Regions from separate parts of the Mus musculus genome. Here region 2 is linked to region 1. Evidence: chromatin loops called from intact Hi-C (ENCODE). Cell type or tissue: left cerebral cortex. All regions are shown on one strand.

The links. A loop is a pair of places that touch in the nucleus more often than their neighbours do. Peaks named below come from ENCODE experiments on the same cell type or tissue, not always from the same donor. Only the 100,000 strongest peaks of a DNase experiment are listed, where the experiment ranks them.
Region 2: it touches region 1 in a loop (2.7-fold over the local background); 2 of 42 quality-filtered maps call a loop at or near these places.

The regions. Positions count from the first base shown.
Region 1 is chrX:168,635,759-168,643,758 of GRCm38, forward strand. No RefSeq gene overlaps it. Among named protein-coding and RNA genes, the nearest start is that of Gm39550, 15 kb to the left of the region's middle. In left cerebral cortex, a CTCF peak has its summit at 4,140 (motif pointing left); a DNase peak (open chromatin) is centred at 4,095; H3K4me3 peaks cover 937 bases; H3K27ac peaks cover 301 bases.
Region 2 is chrX:168,119,991-168,127,990 of GRCm38, forward strand. It overlaps Frmpd4 (FERM and PDZ domain containing 4), which reads right to left and starts at 2,951. Exons shown (of 17, transcript NM_001368936.1): 1 at 2,796-2,951. The coding sequence starts at 2,836. In left cerebral cortex, CTCF peaks have their summits at 3,009 and 3,208; DNase peaks (open chromatin) are centred at 720, 1,396, 1,720, 1,983 and 4 more places; H3K4me3 peaks cover 4,131 bases; H3K27ac peaks cover 2,345 bases.

The DNA.
Region 1 (8,000 bases):
GTCAGTAAAACACAATTCACAGGACATACCTTGCCTGACACCTGCTGTTGTAAATAAAATTTTATTTGTTTATTTATTTTGAGGCAGCATCTCACACAGTTCATTCAAGTTGTCTATGGCCATGCCATGTAACTGCGGATGAGCTCAACCTTCCCGGGTGTTGGAATAACAGATGTGAAGCAGCAGGTTTAGCTTATTCAGTCCTCCGGATGGAACCCAAAGCTTGGAGCACACTAGGTAAGGATTGTTCCACGTGAGCACCAGATTCAGCTGAGCTTCATATTCTATCTATTTGCTTACCTACTCTCCACATCTGCTGTCATACAATGGCAGAGCTTGACTAGTTGGGAGAGGGACTGCATGGCTCAAAATACTTATTACCAGCTCTTTCCAGAAGACAATTGCTGACTGAGTAGACATTTTATTTTATCCTATTACTGTGGCACAAATGAATAAACACCTATAAAGTTCAGTGTCTATTGCTTTGTTTTTGTGAATTAGATTACATTTTGGTAGATTCTAAGAAATCCATTCTCATTATCAATTTATTTTCTGTCTCTTGAATCTAGTGTGGTCTTATGACTTGCTTTGGCATGAGAAGGTGCTAGAAGATGCCTAGAGACTTCTACTTCTCTTACAACAATGGTTCTTCCTAATGCTGTGACCCTTTAATACAGTTCCTCATGTTGTGGTGACCCCCAATCATAACATCATTTTCATTGCTACTTCATAACTGTAATTTTGCTACTGTTTTGAATTGTAAATGTAAATGTCTGATATGCAGCCTATCTGATTCTCCATCCCCCAAATGGGTCATGACCCACAGATTGAGAGCCTCTGTGTTAGATCCTCAAATCACCCCGTGGAAAGGTTGTTATCTCCTGATAGTAGCTTTGCAAGGCCTGCACACCCCAGGCCTAATTCCAGTCTTTGATAAAGCCATCTTTGAAGTCCTAGATCCATATGAGCTCCCAGGTAGGATGCAGCCATAGAAGTGTCTAGGGCCTGAACACTCTAGGTGGAACTTTCTGGCTTAGTGCAATTGACAGAGTGAGGAGCATCAATCACTGCTCTTTTAAATCACCGAGTATGTCACTGCATAGCCATAAAGGAATTCACCTTAAGGTTTTTGTGTTCCATTTAATATTTCCCAACTTTCAAAAAGCTATTTAAAAGTAGTCCTAGGAAAACACAATTTAATCATTTTATAACATAAAATCAAGAAATTTCACCATGTTTGGATGGCAGTGTGAGCCACTGGAGGAAAGCTGCCCCTCCTAGACCAGACATAAAATATGGAGAATAATCTCAGAAAGGGCCAACACATTGAGCAACAACAACACGCACAATATAAACTAAATGCTGGGCTAGATTCTTTTTAACTTGCTGTCTCAGTGGTCAAGGGTTTCAACACTTCTCCTTTGAAGAAAGCATTTTTCCCTCCAATAGACTTGCCTTATTACATAGTAAACAAACCAGGAAATGACTTAGGAAACCAAAAATGGCTGGCCTACAACTACTACCACCTAGTCAAAAGGATCTCAACAGATATTTGCATATTAATGTTTATTGCAGTATTTCTCTTAATAATAATAGCCAAAAAGCAGAAACAACCTAAATATCAACCGGCAAGTAAGTGAAAAACAATATGGTCTTCCTTTTTTTTTCACAATTTTTTATTAGATATTTTCTTTATATACATTTCAAATTTCAAATGCTTTCCTGAAAGTTCCCTATATCCTCCCCCCACCCTGCTCCACTACCCACCCACTCCCGCTTCTTGGCCCTGGCATTCCCCTGTACTGGGACATATAAAGTTTACAATACCAAGGGGCCTCTCTTTCCAATGATGGCCGACTAGACCATCTTCTGCTACATATGCAGCTAGAGACATGAGCTCTGGGGGTACTGATCAGTTCATATTGTTGTTCCACCTATAGGGTTGCAGACCCCTTTAGCTCCTTGGATACTTTCTCTAGCTTCTCCATTGGGGGCCCTGTGTTCCATCCAATAGATGACTGTGAGCATCCACTTCAGTATTTGCCAGGCACTGGCATAGCCTCACAAGAGACAGATATACCAGGGTCACTTCATCAAAAACTTGCTGGCATATGTAATAGTGTCTGGGTTTGGTGGCTGATTATGGGATGGATCTCCCGGTGGGGTAGTCTCTGGATAGTGCATCCTTTCCTCTTAGCTCCAAACTTTATCTCTGAACTCCTTTCATCGGTATTTTGTTCCTTTTAAGAGAGGAAGAAATTCCAACACATGCTACAGCATAAATACTCTTAAATACATTATGCTAAGAGAAATAATTGAGACACAGAAAGACAAATGCTGCAGAGTTCCACTTATTGGAGGTCCACAGTATAGCCACATTGATAGAGATAAAGTACACTAGTGTTTGACAAATGCTGGGAAGTGTAGAAAATTAAAAGGTTTTGTTTCTATGAAAAAACTTTGAGATGTTCTAGAGGGAAAAGTTCTAATGATTTGCTCCATATATTTAACTATACACTTAAAATGCTAATTGGGGAGGCCAGTTAGATGGCTCACTGGGTAAAGACACTTGCAGAGATGCGAGCCTGATAACTTCCATTTGTTTCTTAGAAGTCACACTCAGTGGAAGGAGAGACCCAGCACCATTGCCAAGTTGTCCTCTGATCAACACACAGGCCTTATGGTTTGTACCCCTTCCTGCCCCCACATACACACAGTAATAATTAAAAAAAAACAAAAAAGAAAAAACAAATGATAATGGGAAGCCAGGCATGATGAGGCAGACCTTTAATTCACCTTCAAGGGAGAATCAAGAAAATCAGAAGTTCAAAGTCATTTTCCAATATGTAATAAGTTCAAGGTCAGCATAGGGTTCTTGAGACTCTATCTTATACAAAACAAATAAACATGCAGAGGACCTGGGATTCTCCTCACCTGCATGAGGTTCACAATCATGTCTAATTCCAGGGAATCAAGCTAGCATGCAGGCAAAACATTCATACATAGAAAGTAAAGTATTTAGATCTAAAAATTAAAAAAGGAAAAAGTTAATCTGGTAAATTTTATGTAATAAATTTTTACAGCTGAGAACTTAATTTTAATTTGCTTTCGAAATTGGACACTATAAGGAAATGTGCCAGATTCCAGTGGCCAGCTATAGCAATTGGATAATGGATGGCTTTGACTCTCTTTTTATTTGTGCTTTGATATGTCTGCCTTTTAGTTTGCCTTTGTATTTTTGAATCGCAACACTGGATGCCTGTTATTTTAAGAGAAAGAGAGAATGGTTACCTAAAAGGATATTAATTATCTTTGCATCTTTAGAAAAATGTGTCTCAGTAGGATGAAGGGAATAATTAAAGCATAAAAATAAATGTTAGAAAACAGAAAAGTGTAGTATTATTTGTAAACCCAAGAGCTAATTTCTTGAGGGAAAGAAAAGACATAACAAAAGGCTGGGGATGACCGCCCAACCTGTACTCCCAGCAGTGAGAAGTAAAGGATTTTCGAAATCCCATAATCTTCCAGGGAACTGAAAAAAAAAATCATAAAACTTCAAAAAGGACCAAGGGTCTGGATTTCAAAGTCGATCTGCTTCAAACTTTTAGCTTCTGAATGATCCCAAGCCAACTCTCTCGGAAGTAGGGAAATAAAAACATTAAAAGTTTTGCAGTTCGTTTTAGAAAGCTTAAACAGAAACAGAATTTCTAGAGGTCGTGTCCGCAGAATGATTCTGGCACAACCTGTGTGGACCTAGTATTTAAAGAGGAGGCATTCCTGAGTCAGCGTCAAAATCAGTAAAGACTACGGGTAGTTAATACAGGAGTTTTTGAAAGAAGGCTGAATGAAAATGTGTGCAGAAAGCAATCTGGCTTGCAAACCAGTTCTTCCTGTTAAGCCTATGGAGAGGGCGTGCGGGCCAGCTGCTAGACCAGGAGTTGAGGAGAGAGACTCAAGCCCCAGACTCATATTAGAGGAGGAGGAGTTATTGCTGCTTTTTCGTGCCTACTAAGGAGATAGTCCAGGAAGTGTTAAAAATTGGCGACTGTAATCGCCAGAGACAGCACAAGCAAGCAAGCAGATCATGATGAGCCCCCGCCTCCTGTCCCGCCTTCCTTCCCTACTGCCCCCTACTGGCAAATCAAAACCGAAAGTGGAGGCAGACGCCTGCAAAGAGAAAATGGGCTTTGAAGAGTTCTGTTCTGGGCTAGAGAGGTAGCTCAGCCATTAAATGCTAGGCTAACAACCAAAAAAGACAAGAGTGCTATTCTCAGAAAAGCCAGAGTGCTGCAGAAAAAAAGTGGATTGTTAGCCCTTTGATCATCACTGAAAGAAGAGCAACATCTGAAATCTCTTTATAAAATTCCCCTCCAGAGGGCCAGCGACATGGCTCTGCAGGAAATAAGGAACCAAGCCCTGAAAGAAGAGAACAGATGTCAGAAAGTTGTCCTTTGACCTCACATCTGCAGTGGTGTGTGTTTGTGTGTACATGTGCATACATACAATAAATAAATGTAGACTTTAAATAAAAATAAATACTCCCTCAAGTGCACAAAATATATCTGATGTTTAAAAATCTAGAGCCTCACTCCCCAAAACTCAAGAGCAAAGAAACTACCATCAGATATTCCTTTAAGAGTGACTTCTGGAAGCAAAAAAGAATTTACTTCAGTAATACAAACTTTATTTATTTATTATTGGTTATCATTGTTATTAGGGATGATTTGAGCTAAGGTATTACCATGTAGTACTGTCTGACCCAGAATTACTTATGTAGGCCAGGATAGCCTTGAACTAATAGAGGTGTTTACATCCTGGCCACCCTAGTACCGGGATTAAAGGCATGCACCATCAAGCCCAACCTTGATGTATGTTTGTTTGTTTGCTTTCATTTTATTTCTTTTTCAAATCTGTGAACATATACACTACCCCTCCCCACTTCTATCCCTTACTACCCTGTCTACCTTCTCATTCCTTTCTATCCTAGGGAGTTATAAGGACAATGTGTAGTTTTTTAATAGCTTAATTTCTCTGCCTTTTTCTTTACAAAATATGTGCTGTATTATTCTGCAAACCAGCAGAGATAGTTATAAGTGTTGAAAACTAAGAGGATCTGTAATGTAACCTGGCATAATGCAAAAGTAGAGGGCGGCTCTCAGATGTGTTTACAAATTGAAAGCAAGGGGGGGGGTGTTGCCATCATCCTGCTATGGTTGGCCCTTCTGGGCTCGGCCTCGGGAGCAGAGGGTACATACAATTTGTTGAAAGGAACATTTATGAGGATAGGATTCTTATATGCTAGTTCACTTTTGAGAAGGGGCATATATAATGTAAGGTCATTTAGCTACTTGTTGCTCAGTCTGCCAGAATAATTTGCTCATTCCTAAGAGGGAAATTTGGTTTTGCTTTTTTTTTTTTTTTTTTTTTTTTTTTTTTTTTTTTTGCCAAAGTACACCATGGTATGTTTCTATATGATATCTCAGCACAGTAAAAGTCAGGTTTCTTGCTGTTTGTGGGTCTTTCTAAGATTACTATTTTATGCGTATGAATGCTGTCCTTGCATGTATCTGGTGTCTGCAGAGGACAGACGAAGGCTTTAAGACTACTAGAACAGGAGTTATAGATGCTTATTAGTCACCGTGTAGGTGCCAGGAACTAAAGCTGGGTTTTCTGCAAGGACAAGTGTTCTTAACTGTGGAGCCATCTCTCCAGCCCCTAATGTACAGGTTTTCAATTTGGACCTTTCCACTCAGGAATCCAAGGGGGAGAGAACTGCTTTGCCTCACTGACTAGCAAATCTAAGACCCCTTCAGAAATGATCCAATGTGGTGTTTCCTCTACTCAGCACAATATTGGTAGTATTCCTTGGATGACCACTCAATTCATCTTTCATAAAGAGGAATAAATCATTGCCCTGGGAACCCGTTGGTGAGCAAAGTAGCAGTTCCTTGCTGCTAATCTTTACTCATGGGAACTTACAGTTGCTCTCGTTTCTTGTCGTTACTTCTGATTTTCAGATGACCACCAAATAGGCACACTTAATTGTTCCTAAAACACCAGGAGTAAGATGGAAAAGATGAAGAAACTTGGTGAATGTTTCAAAGAAATGTCAAGTTTTCATCTAAGTATTTTCCTAGTATCTTCCTGTGTTATAAACATGTCTCAGGACTGGAGAGATGGCTCAGTGGTTAAGAGCACTGACTGCTCTTCCAGAGGTCCTGAGTTCAATTCCCAGCAACCACATGGTGGCTTACATCCATCTGTAATGGGATCCGATGCCCTCTTCTGGTGTGTCTGAAGACAGCTACAATGTACTCATAAATAAATAAATCTTTTTATTTAAAAAAAAAATCTCGCAAGAAAATCAGCCTTCAACAAAATACCAAGGAATTCCTAAAGCCAGGCCTTTGAAGAAACTCTAGAAAGTCAAACAGGCATTTGTCTAGCCATTCCAGTTTCTGAGTTTGTTTGAATACAAAGGACTCTGTAAACATTAACTGAGCAATGGCCGTAGCTAACTTATGTTCTTAGAATCCCTAATAGGTTCTGAATATGCCAAAATTTCATCCACTTTGGCCAAGGCAATGAAATCTGAGCTGTACCATAGATGACAGAACAGCTGAATTAGTGAAAGACACGGGCAAAAGGATTAGTAGAGGGTATTGTATCCATGATAGGCTATCCTATAATAGCTATCAGGATAATTAAATGCATGTATGTAAAACCATGTATATGTGTATATATGACAGGTATATATACATTCAGATGTCTGTAGAAAAAAACAGCTACATGTATGTCAAAAGTATGATGAGTTCGAGTACCATGTTCCATGTGTACAATCTGAGCTTACAATACTGCAGACTCAGGCTAATATCAACTCTGAGAAAAGGGCAGGTAGGGGATGAAATAGAGATGAAAGAGAACGTTAGCTCAACCCAAAAGCATTTCTTTCTATTTCAAACTGAGTAACAAATATTACAGATCAGTAACAGCTCATCTGATGGTGCAAATATATTTTCTGTTCTCTTTCATGGTTATTATATCTGAATAGGAAAGGTCCCCAAAGGCTCTTATGTTCACTGCTGGACGGTTTGAGAGCTAGCAGGACCTACCCGGAGGAAGCAGGCATTTAGGGATCAGCCTTCTAAGATTTGGTCAGCTTCCTTGTCTGTCTACTACTGGTCTACAGGAAGATGAACAGGCCCTGCTACTGGCTCCTGCCTTGTGGTTTAATATACTCTACTCAGCCACACCCTCTCTGCCAGGAGAGATGAAACCCTGTGAAATTTGAAGCTAAAAAAAATTTTTCCTCCTTTTACAGTCTTTATATCAGGCATTTTGTCATAGTGATGAGAAAGCTAGTCTAGAGTTTTCTGGAAATTACAAAAAAAAAAAAAAAAAAAACAAGAACAAAAATAAAAACAAAAATCTCTTAATGCCTCTCTCTACCAGATCCCATGCTAACTACAAAATCATGTGATGTATAATGCGCCTTTATCCTCATTAACTGAGCAATGGCCATAGCTAACTTATGTTCCTAGAATCCCTAATAGGTTCTGAATATGCCAAATTTCATCCACTTTGGCCAAAGCAATGAAATCTGAGCTGTACCATAGATGACAGATCAGAAAACATAAGCAGAACAGAGGCACAAGTGAAGTTAGCTACTGATGCTTAAGTAACCACTCCAAATCTCAGTGGCTTAAACCAATATTAACTTACTATTGTCCTACAGCTTACGTTACCTGAAGAGTTTTTGCTCATGTCCAGATCTAGCCTTGAGGCCAGGCTGATCTAGAATAGTTTCCTTCACATGGTGAGCAGTTAGCTGAACACTGGTTGGTGTGATGCAAACAGCCAAGGCATTTGGCTTGCACCACTTGGCAGATTCCCCTGGACTTGTTCATATCTCAGCAAGGTTTGAAGGGGGGTGATGAAAGCCAAGTCCTTTCTGACATATTTTCTTGGCCACAGCAATTCACAAAGCCAGACAGATGTAA
Region 2 (8,000 bases), 520 kb before region 1:
ATATATAACTGTTACCAAGGAAACAGCAATGTAAAAAAATGCATGTAAACTATCAAGCAGTTTAATAACCAGAAAATTAGAATACGAAAAGCATCTTCAGAGAGAACGATGACACAGTGTGCCCCACACAACAAATCCAATCAAGGGTCAGAACTCACAGAGATGCTTTAAAGGGTCACCACCACTTGCCAGCTAATCTAGCTTGGCAATATTTATTTTAAGTGGCAATGATACGATGGCACTGGGTTCTTCAGGGGCAATTAGAACTCAAATTTTATATAAGAAGGCACCAAGTCAGTAGACGAATAGTTAAATGTAGGCGCCTCAGAAAGTCAAAGAAAGCACTTGGCTTATTGATTCCAGCATAGATTAATATTCTCTTTGAAGGCTCTTTAATGACCAATGTCTTTACTCACAAATCGGGCACTTAACAGTTACAGCAATGCTTTCTGCATCAACATTTTAAAACTGAAGTTCCTAAGAACCAAAGAAAGGGCTAAGAATCAAACCTAGGGCAACTACATGTGCTTGCCTGTAAGTCAGGAGAATTTGAAGCATTCAAGCCACCATGCTGATCAAAGTTAAATCCTTTAGGAAGATTATTCACCCTGAAATCAGGGAAATCCTGTCATGTAAGCACTTTTATACTTGATTTTTCTAACAGTGTTTAAAACACACACAAGGCTTCTTTCAAGAGCAGATGCAAACAGCCACAGACCAACTAAAGCCATCCCTGTTCCAGTTTGAGTGCCATCCTGGAGCTCACACTGGGAATAAGGGAAAGTCCAGTAGGCTGGAAGGCTTTTCAATGGCTGCATTGGTTCAGAATATAAGCACTTTCTCCCTTTAGAGCAAACATGCTAGTGGATGACATATGGACAGAAAATAGCATTTATACTCATTTATTGAATTTTCAACTCTTCTTTTAAAAAAAGATTCTACTCCTTGCTCCCCACCCACGCACCCCCACCCCCACACATACACACACTCAATCTGGCCTGAGTTTAAAAAAAACAAAAAACAAAAACAAAAAACAAAAAAACTTAGACTTGTGGAAACCACAAAGATATGCTATAATCTAGCCAAAACATCTTTTTTTTTTGAAATACAATAGTGACTTCTCCAGAGATCCAAAGTTTCAGGACTATGTGAAGACACTGGAGGTTTTGTAAATCTTGCTGCTTTTAGCTTGAGGCCACCAACAATTCTCACTGTTACTTTAACCCATCCCTTCGCTGAACTTTTCTCTCCCCATGTCCCATTTCCATCGATCACAGAGGCCACGCCAACATCCCAGAATTGGCCTTTAGCTCTTTCCTGAGCATGCTTCTTATTTGCTAGCTATTTATTTTTCCAGGCATGGGCAGAAGCATGCAGGAAGTTAATAGGACAGTGTGAAGCCATGGCCCTTTGAAATAATCAGCATGAAACCAAATAATTTGTCACATATAGCCACTGACTGCTTCACACATCGGCCCTGTGATCTGCAGGAACCTTCGTGGGTGGCTCTACGACACATTTATCTACCACCCTAGTATCTCCAATCTTCCCAGAGTAAGTTACATAGGGATCCTTTCCCTAAGGTAATCTATGCCTGATGTGAAGATTAACCTATATGATTGAGAGCATACAGGGATGGGCAGGGAAAACAAAGAGCTGCAGTTGTTGGCACTATCCAAACCTGAGGGCTGTGAGTGCCTCTGATAGGACTGGGCAAACCAAGTCAACATATTTTTCTGCCTCGGGTTTTTGAGATTGTTCATCTTTTTTATGCAATCAACACATTTTACTCTTATCCCATAGAATAAAGGAAAGTATAGCATGATACTTGATCTTAAAAAGTGCTTATCTGATAGGGGTTATTGCCCTAGACCTCCAAGACACAGGGTCTGCCAGAGTCTTGCAAAGAAGTAGGAAGACATAGTTTCCCAACACCTCTCCTGCCCACCTCTCTCAGTTATTGCCCCAAGCACAAGACCTGACTTGTTGTGTACAGTGAAGATTTTGGAAGCACAGCAGGGCAGGGAATAAATGAGTACTCTGACCAGATACTACTTAGGTAGCCACAAAGTGGCAGGCAATGTTACTATTCTCTTATCGACACTGCTGGGGAAAGGAATCTTCCTGATTTGATGATTCCGCTTTAGTTTCAATCATAACACAGCTACTTAGAAGCAAATTTCTAAATCTCCAAGGCTTTAGATTTATTTCCACAGTTACCCAAAGAATGGCTGAAAGCCTTTTTCTTCTACCTCCATGACTTTGCCATCTGGGTCCCTGCTGGAAACATCCGGGTCAACCTTCAAACTGACTTTTCCAGGGCATAGAGGACTAATTTAGGGGTAGGGAAAGGGGGTTTTTGGGTCCTTGCTGTTTGGAAATCAAGTACCTAAGCTCGAAATACTTCTGGTTTTCCCTAGTAAAATCGATTTCAACCATCATCTCTTGACCCTTAACATAGAGTGTGACCCCTAATCCCCACTGTGGCTTTTTCTGAGGGAAAACAAGCTGTGCTGAATATCTGGTGGGGGTGGTGGTGTCTGTGTGTCTGTGTCAGTGTGTGTGTGTGTGTGTGTGTGTGTGTGTGTGTGTGTGTGTGCTCTATTTTGGGGGCTATAAAACCCCATCAGAAAGGGAGAAATAAGTTGAAGGCAGCAGCCTCGGGTCCTTTTCTTTTGGTCCTACCTTAAGCCTGGCTGCTCTTTTAAGCTTTTGCTCTTTCCAGCCCCCAGAAAAATAAAGCACCAAGTTTCTGCGGAAGCCCTAGGTGCAAAGAAAACCCGCGCGGTCCCTACCTGGAAAGCTTTGGAATCTTCACAAAGCTGAAGACATCCATGTAGGCAGCTTGGGGACCCCAGAGCCTGGAGGCTCCGTTGCCCCTTCTCACACCAGCAAAGGCAGCCTCAGCAGCCCCATGGCCAGGACCTCAGTGCGCCTGGGGTTTGAGTGGCAGCAGCGGGTGGTGGCGGAGACCCAGGAGGGCCAGTACCTGGAGGCGGCGGCTGCTACCCCCCTCCGGCCGTGAGCTGCGTGTGCATCCCCAAGCAGGACCATTGATGGGCGCCCGCTTCGGGAAAACTCAATGGAGAAGGAGCCAGGCTGGGCACAAGGAGCGGGGGCGGGGAGCACGGCCCGGGTCCTGCGCCCCGCCCTGAGAGCTTTGGCTCTAAGGACCGCCAGGCGCCCTGAGGACCAGAGGCTAGGGTGAGGGGTGCTGCTCCTGCTTCCCAGCCTTTGGGGCCCAGGGTCCCACGCACCGAAGATCGCAGACTGAACCAGGAGGCGGCGGGCAAGCTTGGCACACGCGCACGCACCCCTCACAGCACTGCAGCTGCCTCCCTGCCTCCTTCCCCGAGTCCCTTTCTCGCCTCCCTACCCCCACCCGCCCAGGGGGAGGGGGCACTCTCCTGTCACCCGCTCCGGGAGCCTCCAGATCCTTTAGATCTGCTCCAACAGTCCTTAGCGTGCTGCAGGACCGCGACACACTACCTCCAGCCTCCAAAAACCATAGGGAGAGCAATGCAACCGCAGGCGGCCCTAGGCTTCCGTAAACAGAACTAGGGATGGGAAGAAGCGACGGGATCGTTTGTCAGGGGAAGGGAAGGGAGATACCCAGCGGAGTGGGCTCAGTTTTGAGAGCTCAAGAGTTCCCTCTGCTTTCCCTGAACCACTGGAGCGAGACGTGGCTGTTGGGATAACTGGAAAGGTGTGTTCTTTGGACAGCAGCACCACAGCAGCGTTGGTGAAATAAGCACAGGATGAATTTGCGGGGTGCAGGGATAAACACAGCTGCTCCTTACTAGAGGAAAAGAGAACTCGGGGTCCCAGGAGCTGGGGTGGGGGCGGGGTGCAGCGCTAATTAGGAGGGGCTGAGGATGACAGGGAAGAGAAGGGTTGCTAGCTAGGTCTGGCGGGCGGAGCAAGCTGCCTTTTCAAATTGAGGGTGGGCAAAACCGTAAAGGGGAGGGGGAGAGAAACCTTGCGAGAAGCACAAACCAAACACTGAACACTCACCTTAGACAGAGTAAACTCCAAGTTGCAGCCATTTAGAACTCCTAGGCTTTCTTCTTTTTTTTTTACATAATTACCTTGGAGAATCACGCCTGTTCCTTAACTCACTGCTAGCTTTCCTTGAGGCTTGGGCTTCTCTCGGGGCTTCACCTTTTTTCTTCTTTCTCTCAGAGTCTTAAGGAGTCTTCTCTCAGACTCTTCAGGATCTCTCCCCAGAGTCAGTGAAGGTCAGCTGGCTTCACTGGAGTGCTTACCCCACCGCAGACAGCTCTCACCTGGCGACAGGGCAACCGCAAAGAGCCAATGCCTCCCGCGAAAGATTGGAGGCTCTGGCTTGGAGGCTCCAGCTAGCCAGTGCGTGTCTCTCTCTCTCTCTCTCTCTCTCTCTCTCTCTCTCTCTCTCTCCAAGGGATTAAGGAAGAGGAAATAGGTTTAAACTTCCCAGACTTCTGCTTTTGCTGTTATATTTAAAGTCTTTCAGTATTCAGACCCGGGACTTCCATGTTATTTTTAAGGCATTTCTCTCCAAATTAAACATAAAATCAGTAACAATCTGCACAATCTAGATGAAATAACACTCAGGCATAAATTACAGATTTTCTTTTGAATAGGCAGGGAAATTTTTCCTTTAGCTTCTTATACTGAAGCCTAGTTTAATGTAAATTCTGTAACTTCTGGAGCCCAGGAGGCCAAAAGGACATTGGCTTTAGAATACCCTATTGTTTGAATAAGGTAATTATAATTTGAGTATGCTTTATAATTTTTAAAGCACTTATGTATTTGAATCTCATAACAACCCTGTCATATAAGGCAAAATATTAAAAAAGAGAAATCTTTTCCTTTTATGCCTTCTCAAAGACAGATTAGAAACACACACACACACACCAACGATCAGAAAAGGGTACATATCTGAACTGTGCAAAATCTCTCTATTCTTCTTTAAGCCAAAGTCTCTGTCAAAGAAGTACTAACAAATAATCTAGATGCTAGGAACCTCTCCTCCATTTTCCCCTTCTCTTCTCCTCCCAAATACTTATCTTGTCCCAGAAACACTGGCCTCCTTGCTATTTCCCAAAGGTACCTTTCAACCTTAGCCTTTTAGCCTAAATTATTCCCCCTTTCAATGGTTACTCCACCAGCCCAGAATATTTTTCCATCCATTTGCATGTTTGGCTCTTTGTGCTCTCAACTCTGCACACAAATACTACTTCCACCAAAAACCTGTTGCAATTATTACAAGATCTCCATACTCTGGACTCCAGGTATCTATCACTGTTTTAGGTTTTGTTTGTTTTTCCTGTTGCCAGAACACTTATCACCCACTATTAGATTATATAACTTATTTTTATCATTGATGCATTCTGAATCTTCTGCTGGCATCAAAGCTGTACAAGGGCAGAGATCTCTATGGTTTTGTTTGAGTGTTGATTTTTTTACTGCTAGATCTCATACCTAGAACAGTTAGTCACCGATCTATAGAAAGACCTTAATACATAATGTTTAATGAACTACATGCTCTTTAAATTCACAGCCAGAGCACCCTTAGTCAAACATACCAGGTAAGTATAGTTGCCTCTGTGACATCAAGGCTGATTTTTATATCTCTTCCAACCACTGTTCTTCCCTTTATACCCTCTGTCTTCTTTCAGATTACTAATGGTAGTGGTGAAGACCCTGTCTGTTCTTCAGTTATTTTATTTTCCTCTTCAGTCATCCTACACTGCCTACAATAAAATGGAAACTGACTTCTTCCCTTCACCTCTGCTTCAAAATCTGGTGGCGGAGGATCTGCTTAGCATCTACTGGCAGCAGACCAACTTTCTGGGGGGATAAGGAAAAGAAATCAAGCAATGCCTTTCATGGGCTAAGGAAAATATAGCTCACTTGGTAACGTGCTTGCCTAGTATGTAAAAGGCTTGGATTTACATCACCAACCCCAAATAAACCAGGTATAATGGTACATATCTAGAACTCCACAACTCCAGAATTCACTTGAAAGGTGGAGGCAAGAGAATATAGGATTCAAAATCATCCTCAACCACACATACAATTTGTGTTCGGCCTGGGATACATGAGGTCCTGTCTCAAAAAGAAAAAAAAAAAACAAAAACAAATAGTTGTTGCTTATGATAAACGAACAATTGGAAAAACATTTTTTAAAGAGTACTCAGTTAAGGAAAAATTAGTATATGGTTTACAGGTAAAGCTAAGGTGTTGAGCACCTGCCTATCATGCAGAAGACCCACGGTTCAATCCCCAGCTTTAAACTAATAAATCTATTCCAGATATCACATAGCTATTTATTCAGCAGTGAATGTGACAGGAAATAGGCATTTTGTGTACTTGTAGAGAAAGCCTCCCTTCAAGACATCTGGTCTACCTGGAACAGCTGGCATTGGGGTTTCTTGCTGTGCCAATTTCTGCACTACAATTATGAATGGTACAGATGCCTCCTCTCCACAGCAAAACAGTCACCAGGGGAAATGACTGGCTTTTCCAGGCTTTTATTCTCCTCCAATAGAGTAATTGTCTGGTATGTTTTCTAATGGGTTGATAGCATTTTCTAAAGCAAAGCCACCCTCCCCACACCTTTGTTTCCTAACTCCTGTGAAACATGCTAACACAGCCAGTTCATACATCTGAGCCAGCCTGGGAGCCAGGATGAGAGCTAAGTGGCTGGTCTCTTAGCCCCATCCGTCTCTCTGTGCCAGATGTGTGTAGCAGAGAAGCTAGGAGAGATTTCTTTGTCTAGCATGAAACAGATCTTCCTAAAACAAACAAAAAGCCCTGGAGTTGAATCTTGAGGACCTCTGTGATTTTTCTGAAGATTCAGCTGTAGCCTTAATAATCTCAAAGGCCTTTCTAGATCTTACAGAGTTCAACATGAGAAACTTTTCCTAGCCTTGTGAAAATAACTGCTTAGTTTGCTTTACTTCGAACCAACATTCTGACAGACATATTGTCAAGCTTTGTTGGATACATAAGCCATCAGATTCAGTGCCAAGTTCTTTACTCACTTTCCCCATGTCTAAAGTACAATTAATAATACAATCTTACCATAGGACTTGGTAATTGGACTACATGGGAATTGAGGCACATGGCTGCTAACTCCAGAAAGATTTCCATAAGCCTCATGACCATGGACAGTACTATTAAAAAAGAGTTTCTTCCTTTGAGTGTACCGTGAAGTTAAACAGGGAGTTGTGTAGTGACTAACCAAAGTTGAGCAACATTTCCTACAAATTCAATGCACATTGGTAAGGCCCAAAACCAAGGTCCAGAATCATGTTATATTTTGTTTCCTGGGGGCCTCTCAGAAGCAAGAGTGAAGAATTTCTTCACTGTTGTCCTGAGAATCCACTGTGAACCTAGATGTTCTTCATAGGGTAAAGGCTGGGTCTTATTACCTAATATCACTAGTGAGTAAATAAAAGCAAAGTATTCACCCATTTAATATTTATTTGTGGAGATCCTCCCATGTACTACAGATTACTCCAGGCAACAATGTAAGACTTTGCTCACATAGTCCCCTCATTTGGGGACAGGGAAGGCAGGATTTGTAGTGTTTTGAGTGAGAATGAAAACGAATCCCATAGCCTCATATATTTGAATCCTTGGTTCCTAGTTGGTGAAACCATTTTAAATAAGATTTTGGAGATGTGGCCTTGCTGAAGAAGGTATGTCACTGAGGATGAGATTTAGAGCTTAAAAGATCCAAAACCAGGCTCAGTCTCATTCTCTCTGCCTCCAACATACTGATCAGGATGTAAGGTCTCAGTTACTGCTCTAGCACTATGCCTGCCTGCCTGCTGCCATTTCCCCCAACATGATGGCTTCCCTTCTGAAACTTAAGCAATTCCCCTATTAAACACTTTCTTTTATAAGTTGACTTCATTATGATGTGCCATCATAGGAATACAAAAGTAACTAAGACAGGGGTAGACAATAGGCAATAAGAAGGAGGAAGAGGAGGAGGAGGAGAAAGAGAA